Linked DNA regions of Homo sapiens: regions 1 and 3 are each linked to region 2. A link is a contact called in ENCODE Hi-C or POLR2A ChIA-PET data. All regions are on one chromosome and are shown on one strand. Each heading gives the region's core, a stretch centred on a gene start or an enhancer-like site at or near the end of the contact. The rest is flanking DNA. Distances are from core to core; before and after follow the strand shown. Region 1 overlaps CD101-AS1 (CD101 antisense RNA 1). Region 2 overlaps PTGFRN (prostaglandin F2 receptor inhibitor). Region 3 has its middle 55 kb from the start of PTGFRN.

What was found. A loop is a pair of places that touch in the nucleus more often than their neighbours do. ChIA-PET counts read pairs that join two places held with the same protein, here RNA polymerase II (POLR2A). Pooled maps may share reads with other maps.
Region 1: a map of endothelial cell of hepatic sinusoid shows a loop between it and region 2 (8-fold over the local background). The contact joins two enhancer-like sites. A Hi-C loop is called at or near these places in 3 of 168 maps with a recorded cell type or tissue (body of pancreas, endothelial cell of hepatic sinusoid and mammary epithelial cell), 3 of 37 single-sample maps with no recorded cell type and 2 of 50 pooled maps. POLR2A ChIA-PET finds 5 or more read pairs at or near these places in 10 of 52 experiments (CD4-positive, alpha-beta T cell, GM12878, HEK293T and 5 more).
Region 3: a loop to region 2 is called in a pooled map, with 2.1 times the contacts of the local background. The contact joins two enhancer-like sites. A Hi-C loop is called at or near these places in 1 of 168 maps with a recorded cell type or tissue (ovary) and 1 of 50 pooled maps. POLR2A ChIA-PET finds 5 or more read pairs at or near these places in 2 of 52 experiments (HEK293T and MCF 10A).

The regions. Positions count from the first base shown.
Region 1 is chr1:117,049,594-117,053,503 of GRCh38, forward strand. It overlaps CD101-AS1 (CD101 antisense RNA 1), which reads right to left. Exons shown (of 4, transcript NR_110786.1): 2 at 574-741. Among named protein-coding and RNA genes, the nearest start is that of CD101-AS1, 7.9 kb to the right of the region's middle. RefSeq lists an enhancer at 2,392-2,481. Within about 2 kb of position 2,023, at least 15 of the 41 ENCODE cell types and tissues checked have a DNase peak (open chromatin) inside an H3K27ac peak, as active enhancers do.
Region 2 is chr1:116,950,292-116,954,386 of GRCh38, forward strand. All of the region lies in intron 4 of PTGFRN (prostaglandin F2 receptor inhibitor), which reads left to right. Among named protein-coding and RNA genes, the nearest start is that of PTGFRN, 42 kb to the left of the region's middle. Within about 2 kb of position 1,465, at least 5 of the 41 ENCODE cell types and tissues checked have a DNase peak (open chromatin) inside an H3K27ac peak, as active enhancers do.
Region 3 is chr1:116,853,419-116,857,074 of GRCh38, forward strand. No RefSeq gene overlaps it. Among named protein-coding and RNA genes, the nearest start is that of PTGFRN, 55 kb to the right of the region's middle. Within about 2 kb of position 1,918, at least 13 of the 41 ENCODE cell types and tissues checked have a DNase peak (open chromatin) inside an H3K27ac peak, as active enhancers do.

The DNA.
Region 1 (3,910 bases), core at 773-3,272, 100 kb after region 2:
AGCCACCCCACTGAGGCCTCTGGGCTGCTTCCTGTGCTGCTCACCAAGAAAATGCCATGCCATGCTAGGCGCGGTGGCTCACGCCTGTAATCCCAGCACTTTGGGAGGCCGAGGCGGGCGAATCACCTGAGGTCAGGAGTTCGAGACCAGCCTGGCCAACACAGTGAAACCCCATCTCTACTAAAAATACAAAAATTGACCGGGAGTGGTGACGCACGCTTGTAATCCCAGCTACTCAGGAGGCTGAGGCGGGAGAATCGCTTGAACCCAGGAGGCAGAGGTTGCAGTGAGCCGAGATGGTGCCATTGCACTCCAGCCTGGGTGACAGAGCGAGATTCTGTCTCAAAAAAAAAAAAGAAAAGAAAGAAAGAAAATGACATGCCAAGTTAAACTCACTTCCTTTTCTGATGTGCTGCTTTCTGCTAGGCTGGTAAGTCATGGGACAGCTATAGATTCCGCATGCATGAACTGCAGCAAGGCCTTTGAACAAGAGGAACAACGTGGACACTATGTGACTCCATGCTTGGGTGAATGATCATACCCAAGGTGTAAAGACCATGGCAACGTGTTTACCTGTAGGAGATCTCTCCAGGTCTTGCTAAAGCACTCTGCCTTGTTGAGCATTTTTATTGGCAACTTGGATGAAGGGAAAGACAGCAGGCTTGTCAAGTTGACACAGAATTAGGAGATGGCACTAATAAGTCAGTTGACAGGAACAAGATTCAAAGAGATCTGGATAACCTAGAATAATGAATCAAAATTAACATGAAATATAGAATCCATAGTTAAGTTTAGGCAATTAGATGCACCAGATAGGGGAGATGAGCTCACGCATGAAAAATGAAAACAGTGTTTTGGTTGATTGCACACTTGATATATATTATTAGCATAACATACTTATTGAAAAAACAGAGAAAAAGATTTAGAGTTTTCCATTTCATATATAAAATGGTCATATCCAAAATAAAGGAGATAATTATCCCACGGCATTTTTCATATTGAATTTTCTTTGGGATGCCTCAAATTAAGCATACATTCATCAAAAAATACTGGCGAAACCCCATCTCTACTAAAAATACAAAAATTAGCCAGGTGTGGTGGCATGTGCCTGTAATTCCAGCTACTCGGGAGGCTGAGGCAGGAGAATCGCTTGAACCCAGGAGGCAGAGGTTGCAGTGAGCTGAGATCGTGCCACTGCACTCCAGCCTGGGCAAAAGAGTGAGACTCTGTCTCAAAAAAGAAAAAGCAAAATACTGGTGAGGGGGTGTCGGAGGGAGAAAAGTAATTGATGCAGTTGGACAAGTTTCTCTGGGCAAAGAGAATGCATGTGAAGTGCAGAGAGGATGAAATAGTCATATTCATATATTTTAAAGTGATGTAAAAATGGATCAGGTGTATTTTGTTTAATTCCACATGACAAGAAAGTGGAAGTTTCAGACAGAAAGATTTCTGCTCAATATGCATTAGAATTAACTAACATTTCGACACACCCAAACAGAACTTGCTATAACCAGAAGTTTCTATGCTGAATCCATTAGGGATGCTGTGGAAGGGATTTGGGAGGATGCATTAGGTGGCTTTAGGGTTCCTTCTACCCTATGATTTCATCCATTCCATTTAACAGATACTTATGGAATGTTTACATGCTGTGTATACAGTGATTAGTGAGCCAAACAGAAATAAGTCCCTGCTTTCTTGGCAATTACACATATAGTCCATGGAGAAGACAGACGATAAACAAGTCAACAGACAACTCTGAAATAAATGTTATGTGGAAAGCAAACCGGATACTGAGAGAGAACAAGGAAGAACCTTTGTAGATAAAGTAGTCAGGGCAAGTCTCACTGAGATGGTGCTTGCTGAGACCTACAGGATGAAGGGCTAAGTTTTTAAAGAACTGAGGAAAGCATTCCAGGCAGAAAGCACAATATGAATGCAGGCCTTAGGGTAATACAAAGCTTGGCACACTGAGGAACAGAAAACAGGTTAGGGCGGCTGCAATATAATGGGTGAGGAGTGGCGTGGCTGTCTGTGAGAGTGAAAGCAGGAAGGGCCAAACCGTGCAGCGCCCGTAGGAACCAAAAGGATGACTTAACCTTTTTCTCTAAGTTTAACAGAAAGTCACTGAAGAGTTATAGGCAAAGTAACAGAACCTGACTCATGTTTTAAAAGGTTGATGAGTTCTTTAAGGCCATTTTAGTACTAAAAAATAGCAGCAAAAACCAGAGGCTGCTCTGCTCTGGCTCCCAGGTTAACTCAGAAAGGAAAAGGAGGGAGAACCAGGAAGAACTCTGCCAGAGTTTTCTCAGCTACTAAGATCCCAGCATCCAAGGAGGCTTAAAAACTTCATGGCAAAAGTCTTCAGAGCATTGGGTAGTATTGTTTACGCTCAGCTTGAGAACCTGGAATCCACCTTAGTGCCATTTGTTGCTTTCCAGAAAAAATGCAACTCAGAAACAAAAAGAAAACAGAAAACAAAACAAACAAGAGGCCGGGTGCAGTGGCTCACGCCTGTAGTCCCAACACGCTGGGAGGCCAAGGTGGGCAATCACTTGAGGCCAGGAGTTCGAGACCAACCTAGCTAACATGTTGAAGCCCCGTCTCTACTAAAAATACAAAAATTAGCTGGGCATAGTGGCATGCGCCTGTAATCTCAGCTACTCGGGAGGCTGAGGCAGGAGAACTGCTTGAGCCCGGGAGGCGAAGATTGTAGTGAACCGAGATCATGTCACTGCACTCCAGCCTGGGCGACAGAGTGAGACTCTGTCTCAAAAAACAAGGAAAAAAAAAAGAAATACAACTCAGGATGGCCACCAGAAAACAAGTACATAGCCACTGGAGGTCTTCAGGTTCTAGGTTATCTTGAATGTGTAAAGCAGCGAAGGTTTTAGGGAACAAATGAGCAGTGAGGGTTGAGGAGAAGGTTAGAATTAAGCAGAATAACTGGTATAGGGTTAGGGGGAAGAGGGAAAAAACAGCTTGGTATAAAACTTGAATTAGATACCAAAAAAATGGGTAGGAGGACATGAATAAGAAAGAAAGGATTAATTAGAGGAAAGTTAGGATTGAATAGCTAAGATGAGAACTAGGCAAGTTTAAGAGGTGTTCTGATGAAGGTACAGAGACGTGGGGCCTATGACTGCTCTACTGCTGACAGTATAATAACATTATATGCCATATAAAACAATGGGAGAAAAAAAGAAAAAAACACCAATAATCCTACCATCTTAAATAAGCATTGTTATTATTATTTTGGTACATCCTCTTTGTTATTGTTTTCTATGTGACTGCTTTCAATATCTTTATTGGATTTTAAAAATCGTAACAGAGCAATACATGCTAGTTGTAGAAAATAAAAACTGCACCAATCTCCCAACCCAACCTCCCAGAGGTATATAAATGGAATCATACAGCATATAGTCTTGAAAGTTAATAGTTTTGATGCCAGGTGTGATGGTGTACACATGATCCCAGCCCTTTGGGAGGCCAACGCGGCAGACTGCTTGAGCTCAGGAGTTTGAGACCAGCCTGGGCAACATGGTGAAACCCTGTCTCTACAAAAAATACAAAAATTAGCCAGCTGTGGTGGTGTGCTCTGGTAGTCCCAGTTACTCGGGAGGCTGGAATGGGAAGATCACTGGAGCCTGGGAGAACAAGGCTGCAGTGAGCTGAGACTGCACCACTTCCAGCCTGAGGGGCTGAGTGAGACCCTGTCTCCAAAAAAAAAAAAAAAAACAAATTGACATGACTATACTCATAGTACATAGTACATTGTATAATGTTTGTTACTTAACATTATACAAATGATTACTATGTCTTTTTATGTCTTTGTATTAATAACAATTAATGTCATTTTAACTTAGGTTTAAGTTCCATACAAACGTTAAAGGAAAAAGACTTTCAAGACCAT
Region 2 (4,095 bases), core at 215-2,714:
ACTAACTTTTCCTAATTTTTGTTATGTCTTGTAATTGCAAGTAATCAAAGGAGGGATGGGGTCAAGCTGGGTGTGGAAAGCTTCGCTCCCCACCTCCATTATTACAGAGATGGGACAGGCCTTTCATCACATTCCCCCCTGTTTTGATCTCTCTACTGTCCGTGAGTGCCTGAGCCCTGATAAAGGCATTTGGCATTGCTCTGATTATTAGCAGGCAAAACAGATCTTTAAAGGCCAGGAAACCATTTCCTCCTTTGTCTGATTCTTCTGCTATGACCTCCAACTCATACTTATCTATTCCTTATCTCTGCATGGAAATCTTCTCTTGGGTTAGTGGCATATTCGCTCTCCTTTTTTTTTTCCTCCCCAGTAAGCCTTTATTTGGCAAAGATGGGGAGTTGGCCAGTGGAGACAGAGGGGGCAGGGAGAAGAAGAGCAATGAGAGTAAGCGGAAGGGACAATCCGATTCCGATGGAGACGAGGCAGGGTGTTCATCAGCCCTGTTAGCAAAGTAATCCTTTGATATCTGAAAAGTAAAAGAAGCGGGGTTTATCTGGCAAGCTTTTTATTCCTGCCGTCTGAACCCCATGCAAGAGAGTCACTATGAAGTACTGAACTGGAACAATGTTGGCCCAGCTAGAACTCTCCTTAGCAACCTTCAAAATAAAACAGATGTTGTCAGCACCAAAAGAAGATTTTTCATCTCTGGAGCTGAATTTGTCTCACAGCTCTGATCCTTAGTGTATTGTATGGTGCTGTCAAATCCCAGCACTGGCTCTCCGTACCCGCTCCCCCTTCAGCTTCTGAATCCCAACTCGAGGACTTTTTTTTTTTTAATTGAAAGTGCTGCTTGCACTCCAATTTGAGGCTTCTTTGAAGTACGTGTGCATTGATCCCGGCATACCCGGGGGGAGATGCAGGGACTGTCAGACAACAGGAGCGGAGCTCTAGGAGGAATGGGCTCCTTTAACTGGAAGGGATTTGTTGGTAGCTGTGTTCTCCAGAGAGTGAAAAGAAATAAAGAGACTAAATTGTGGAAAAGGCTCAGTTACTATCCAAAGGATCCCGTCATTTGTTTTCCTTTGGAGTGCTACTACCATTGTGAAAGTCATCAGTGTGCTTTTCCTGACTGATGCTAACAGATACAGAACCTGCACCTTCCCTGCTGCTTTGCATGTAATAAGCACTCAATAAATATTAGCTGAACGGGTAAATAAACCAGTACCCACACATGGATTTTGTTAAAATATGTGCATAGGAAAGCTAGAATTGCTAAGAAAGCAGTAATGTTCAACTCCTAGGATATTCAGAGATATTTGCCCCTGAGTAAACCTAACGAAAGAGCGAGTAGTATGAAAAACAATTGCATTCTTTTTTTTTTCTTCCTCTTAAGACTTCTCCTCCTTCCCTGTGCCTATGACTCAGACCATTACAGCTGCTTGGACACTTGTCAGGAGCGGGTAGGGCATGAGCATAGCAGCAGACCCTTCTCAAAGACTTCCCCGCTGGACTCTGTCCAGAAGCCAGTGAGCCTGGCCTGACACTCCATGGTTGTCTCTAGATATGTAATGTGCATGTATATGCGTACGGATACCATACCACATACAACTTGGGACCAATATAAGGTAACCGAGAAGTGACCAAAAAAGATAGACAGACAACCTGACAAGCACTCTGTTGATATAGGTGGTCTTAGGTCATGTAACTCTGGAATGTTGTCACAGAAAAGTTTTCGAGAGAGTTGGTTTGCTACACAGGTAAAATGCAAAACTCAGTTTTGCCACTTGACAGATTAAAATGAATAATTACCATTTATTGAGCATCTACTGTGTGCCAGGCACTGGACTAAGGACCTTATATGCATTAAATGTTCAATGTGAAAATATTTTTGGCCTTGGGACTCAGCTTCATTCCTGAAACTCCAGAGCATAGTCCTAAGAGCTGGGTAGTTCTTGTCTTCATTTGCTTGGGGCTTGTGTACTGAGCTAGGTGAGGGGATTGAAGCTGATTGGGGTCTTCTAGAGTTCCACTGTGCTAAGCAGGAAGACGGGGCAATGACATGAATGGGCCTGGCAAGTCCAGAGCACTTGCAGCCACTGAGAGGATCATGATAATGTTTTAGATGTTGAGAAAAAACCTCTTTTACTTAGAATGTATGTCCTACTTTAAAGGGAAAGAAAAAAAAGATTTAAGTTGGCTTGCAAAATGAGGTACAGTTTAAAGCAGGAGACATAAAATCAAGATCAAAAGGGTAAAAGAAGAATAGATATTGCAAGGTGGTTGGTATGAATTAGTTATTATATTTGAGCACTGAATTTGCCTCTGAAGTTCTGAAGAGTTGAGACAAAAAAAAAGATGTGATTATACAGTTCTCCTCTGAGGAAGGAAAACATTAACTCTTTCAGCAAGACAAACTTTCTCTTGGCATTGAATTTATCATGTGCTTTTTCATTTTGGGGCATTGGAAAAGATAATAGACAGGGCTTTCAACTGTTCTTTTACAAAAGGCCCTAAATGATGGTTTAAATGGATGTTTCTTATATCCACCCTCTATAAAAGCTGAGGACATAAATCTTAAGTGTGTGAAGGGTTTCTGTAAGAAGCTCAATTACTATGGGGGACAAATGATGCTTTGTGTTGATCCAATTTAGTATATGTCTAAAACAGAGAACCTAGCAGAATGGCTAGTTAATCTGCACATTAAGCCATCTCCTTCTGCTATCAGATGTCTTAAATGAGCCTTTGGCAAGAGTTGGATACTAATCAGTTCATGGTTGAACTCTGCCCGAAGTACCAGACTTCTGTGGCGTTAATTGGAAGGGGTTCCACAGGCTTTGGATATAAGAGCTGGAGGAGGCAGAGTTGAGTTCTGCTGTTCAGTCTTAAGAACCTGATTTGCATTCTTCCCCACTGAAGGACTGGCCCCTCTTCAGCAGTGTGCCAGCAAGGAAGGTAATTATTTTATTTAAAAGAGCTGTTAATCTGCTAAGTACTTGGTAGAAACTTTAGAGTTCTGGGCCATTTATAGGCGATAAGATTTAGACCTGTAGGTTTTTTAAGGATAACTAATATCAGCTGTCTGTCCAAGATTATTCTGGAAGGCAGAAGTGCACGTGGCCAAGTGTTGGAGTCAGGAGACATGTGTTAGTCCTCCTTCTAGGTATGTTGCCTCGGGTGTGTCGATGAACATTTCCAAGTAAGTTTTGGTTTCCTGGTTTAATATGATAATGCATATAAAGTGCTTAGTACAGTGCCTGGCTCTTAAATGCTCACTGCATTTTCTTGGTGGTGGCGATGATGATTTGTTAGTGTTTGAGGGTCTTCCCCACCAAGTTCTTAACCAATTAAGACCTAAGAGTTTGTCTTAGGGCATGGAGGAGCCCAGCATAGAGGAATTAGGAACATGTGTGTCCTAAAAGCAGCTGCTCCTAAGAGGAGCTAGAGAAAGGGGTTGAGCTGACCACACCCAGCCCTTTTCATCCCTCTCAAAGCTAGTAATTCACTTTTCCTTCTCTGGGAGGAGCAAATGAGGATGAAGAAAGAAAAACTTCATGAATATTTCTTTTTTTTTTTTTTTTTGAGATGGAGTCTCGCTCTGTCGCCCAGGCTGGAGTGCAGTGGTGCAGTCTTGGCTCACTGCAACCTCCGCCTCCCAGATTCAAGCGATTCTCCTGCCCTAGCCTCCCAAGTAGCTGGGACTACAGGGCGCCTGCCACCATGCCCGGCTAATTTTTTTTTGTATTTTTAGTAGAGATAGGGTTTCGCCACGTTGGCCAGGCTGGTCTCAAACTCCTGACTTCAGGTGATCCGCCCGTCTCGGCCTCCCAAAGTGCTGGGATTACAGGTGTGAGCCACCGTGCCTGGCCCTTCATGAGTATTTCTTTGGGTGCAGGGCATAGATGTTGCATTCAAATGATGTTATTTTTATTGCTCTGAAATGGCTAGTGCTCCATCCATCCTCATAATGGTTCTGCCACAGTAAGGTAATGAGTCTCCCCTCCCACCCCCTCCCAACAACAATAGCTCCTTATTTGTAGCCTTCACTCATTAAATGTCGGTGAATATTTAATTGTTATACAAATGGTGATCGTGGTG
Region 3 (3,656 bases), core at 668-3,167, 96 kb before region 2:
AACAGAACTGGTGATGAAACAAAGCTACCACAGTTCGTTTTACTCATTTTATTATTACCCTTTATAACACATATATGTGACCTATATTCTTTTTATGTATCAAATGTAACATTAAAATAATAAAAGGGACACTTACTTAACACTAGATGTTGAAATTCAAAGAGAGATTTCACACATAAATAAATCAGTGCTAAGAAAAAATTTTGAAATAGTCTATCATAGTTTCTAGTATGTCACAGGCACTTACTAAATGGTAACTATTATCATTATCTGGGAACTATTGAAAACCAATTTCATTAATCACAGCCAAAAATAAAATTGATTTGGAATGTGATTTACCCAGATAAATCATCAGCTCAAGGGACTGCTTGGAGAGAAGGAGAGCTGACCTATGCCTGTTGACTCACCATGTAAACACAGTCATGGTAATTTACTAGCAGCAAGACCTGTTTCCTGCTGAGCAGTTCCAGTCTGAGCTCCAGAGCTAGACGCAGAGGAAGGGGTCAAACATGTCCACATGGAACCTGTTTTTTCTTTTTCCCCACCCCCACCAACTTCTGAGTGATCAGAGGCTCCCTTGTTGCAATGTCATCAAAATGAGACGTGGAAATTCCTCACCTGCCATAAGCTAGACAGAGCTTTTGAGATGCAAACCGTATACACTCTCAGAGGAGAGGATTGAAACCAAAGAGAGAAGTCACTTTCAAAGCACCATCCCCCTACCTTCCCCCTTCCATACACATGCTAAGCACACAGAGCTTTTGCAATCTGCTACGAAAACAGAATTTTAAAATAAACCCCAGTCTACTCTCTCAAATCAGAATTTAGAAGAAAATGGATTTCTGTAAGGTGAATTTGCTCTCCCAAAGTAGTTCCATTCACACACATGTACATACACACACACACACACACACACACATAAAATGCAGCACTCATTAATAGGCCAAATATGGAACAAGCAATTTTATCCTCAGCAAAAGAGAGACATTCAATAATTATGAGGACAGGCTTGAGGCTGCGTAAAAATAAAACTTACAGAAGCCAGCAGATGGCACTTAATCATAATTTTTCCTATGATTTCTATTAATTGTCAAATATTTTTCATTCTGCCTTCCCAATAAAACAAATGATATGCTAATGTGGCACAGTAAGTAACATTTTCCCTTTGAGATATTGAATAGGCTTGTTACATAAAATTCCCCCACCTACATAACTAGCCCAAGACCCACATTTCTCGTGCATAGATTTATCATATCACACTATGCATATGCATGTCCGTATATCTGTGCGCTTCCAAGCACGCAGCACATTTGATAAATGCAAAAAGTAAAAGCTAACACCTTCATTTATTTCCAAAAGCAAGCCCAAATCAAGGATCTGTTGTTCCTGAAACAGCCACATAAAATCATTTAAACCACGTTGTCCACCAGAAACAGAAATGCAGAAATACCTCAGGGAGGCCACTTTGGCAGTTTTCTTCAGGGCTCCTATTACAAGCATTAACAAGGTGAATGACCCCTTCCAGGCTGCTCTGTCTCACCTGCCAATTCCTCTACTTTCTTCCCCCACACTCCTTCCTTCTCCCCACGCTTCCACAATGCTGCACCCTTTTTCTGCTTTTTTATTTCCTTTCTATATTCTACTTCTGTTTTCTTTAATCTCTTCTCCCTCTTGAGCACTGGACTTGGTTTCCTGAATCTTGCAGGGACAGATGCTGTACCAGTCAGAGTTCTTGGTTTCTGACACCAGAAATCGACTCTGTTAAGCAGAAAATATTTATTGCAGAGCAATCAAGTAGTTCACAGAATCCACAGGAAGCCTGGAGAATCTGGCTCAGTAAACAGGCAAAAACCAAGGGTGTTGGCACCAGAAAAGACAGCCAAGGTCACACCACTGAAAACCACATGTCTGGGACAGTGCCACCAGCACCACGGTCACCAGCCACTAACAGCTACCACTGCGCCCAGGCTCTCCTGAATAATGGTTCACTGGCTCTGAGGGCTTGTTTCATTTCCTCCAGATTCCCTATCCAGGCTGGGAAGCCCACGGCCAAGGCTGGGAGGGCTGGCCTCATGAGTTGCTCTCCAAGAGCAGAGCTGTTGTTCTGGCTCAGACCAAAGCAGGGCGGGGGCACAAGCTTCAGTGCCTAGAAGATCTAGCATGAATGCAGGAGAAAGTGGATCTCGAGAAATACTGGCAATGAGAGAGCACCAGGTGTCACAGACACTACTCATTTTAAACCTGCCCTTTCCTGGTGCACAGATAGGGAAGTCTGTGCTCCCAAACTAAGTGGAATAATTTTGGGGAAAGGAAAGATATTGAGTGGGATGCAGGTCAGTTATGCCAGTTTTGGAAAGACAAACAATAAAGCAAAATCCGGCTGATGCTGTAGCCCTGTGCAGTCCACTCAGTTATTCCATACATACTTCGTTCTAGACAAAGCAAGGAGCTACCATTGCTAATGTGAACACTTCATTTTCAGGTTCTATTTAGCCAATTTAAATTCCAGCTCCTAAGCACTATTCCTTTGACTTCCCACATCTTAACCCTTAATGGGTGAAGGCTAGCCTCTTTCTAGGGATGAAATTTGTAACATGATTCCAAGCTCAGCGCAGGGGCCTCCCTCTCTCCTCCTGCCAGCTGGTCCCAATTATGAGCTGGTTTGGGTAATTTGAGAGTGTGGAGGGTGCCTGTGCAGTAGGAGGAGTATTTTCTAAGCACTCAGCTTCCCAAGCCCAACTAGAACTAATAGATGCTTTAATATTCTGAATTCTGAGGGGATTTGTAATGGTTTTCCAAAAAAGGAAATAAAATGTGTAAATAAAATCACTTGGTGGCATGCCTGGTAACCACTGCAAGTGCAGAGTGAAAAATCAAGTCTGTAGCATTCCAGCAAAGCTCCAACTTTGCCTACATTTCTTGGGCAGCTACCTCAGTTTTCCTGTGTTTTAACAGAGGGGGCCTGTGTGGCTGCAAGTTTTCTTGTGAGAGATGACACCAGACTTTGTGAGAGATGACAAAGACTTTTGGGGATCTCCAGCCCAGATTTTAAAGGGCTGAGGATATATCTGAGCTCAATTTTGTTATTTTCAACTTAATGTTTCTTGAGCATCTATTATATCCGACACATAGCACATTCTGGGAATTCAAAGCTGAAAAAAGCTCAGAATCTACTAAGATGGTTCTCTTTCAACAAGCAGCATTCCAAGGGTAGAAGAGTTAGCCCTTGGCTGGGAGGAGCATTTTGTCACTTACATTGTTCGGAATTGCCACGGCTCATGTGATTATACAAACCAGATGGCATTTAGTTGGTTTTATTATTATTATTATTTTATTTATTTATTTTGAGACAGAGTCTCGCTCTGTCGCCCACGCTGAAGTACAATGGCGCGATCGCGGCTCACTGCAACCTCCACCTCCCAGGTTCAAGCAATTCTCCCGCCTCGGCCTCCTCAGTAGCTGGGATTACAGGCACCCCCCATCATGCCCGGATAATTTTTTTTTTTTTTTTTTTTTTTGTAGAGACAGGGTTTCACCATGTTGGGCAGGCTGGTCTTAAACTCCTGACCTCAGGGGATCTGCCCACCTTGGCCTCCCAAAGTGCTGGGATTACAGGCATGAGCCACCACACCTGGCCAGTTTTATTATTATTTTAA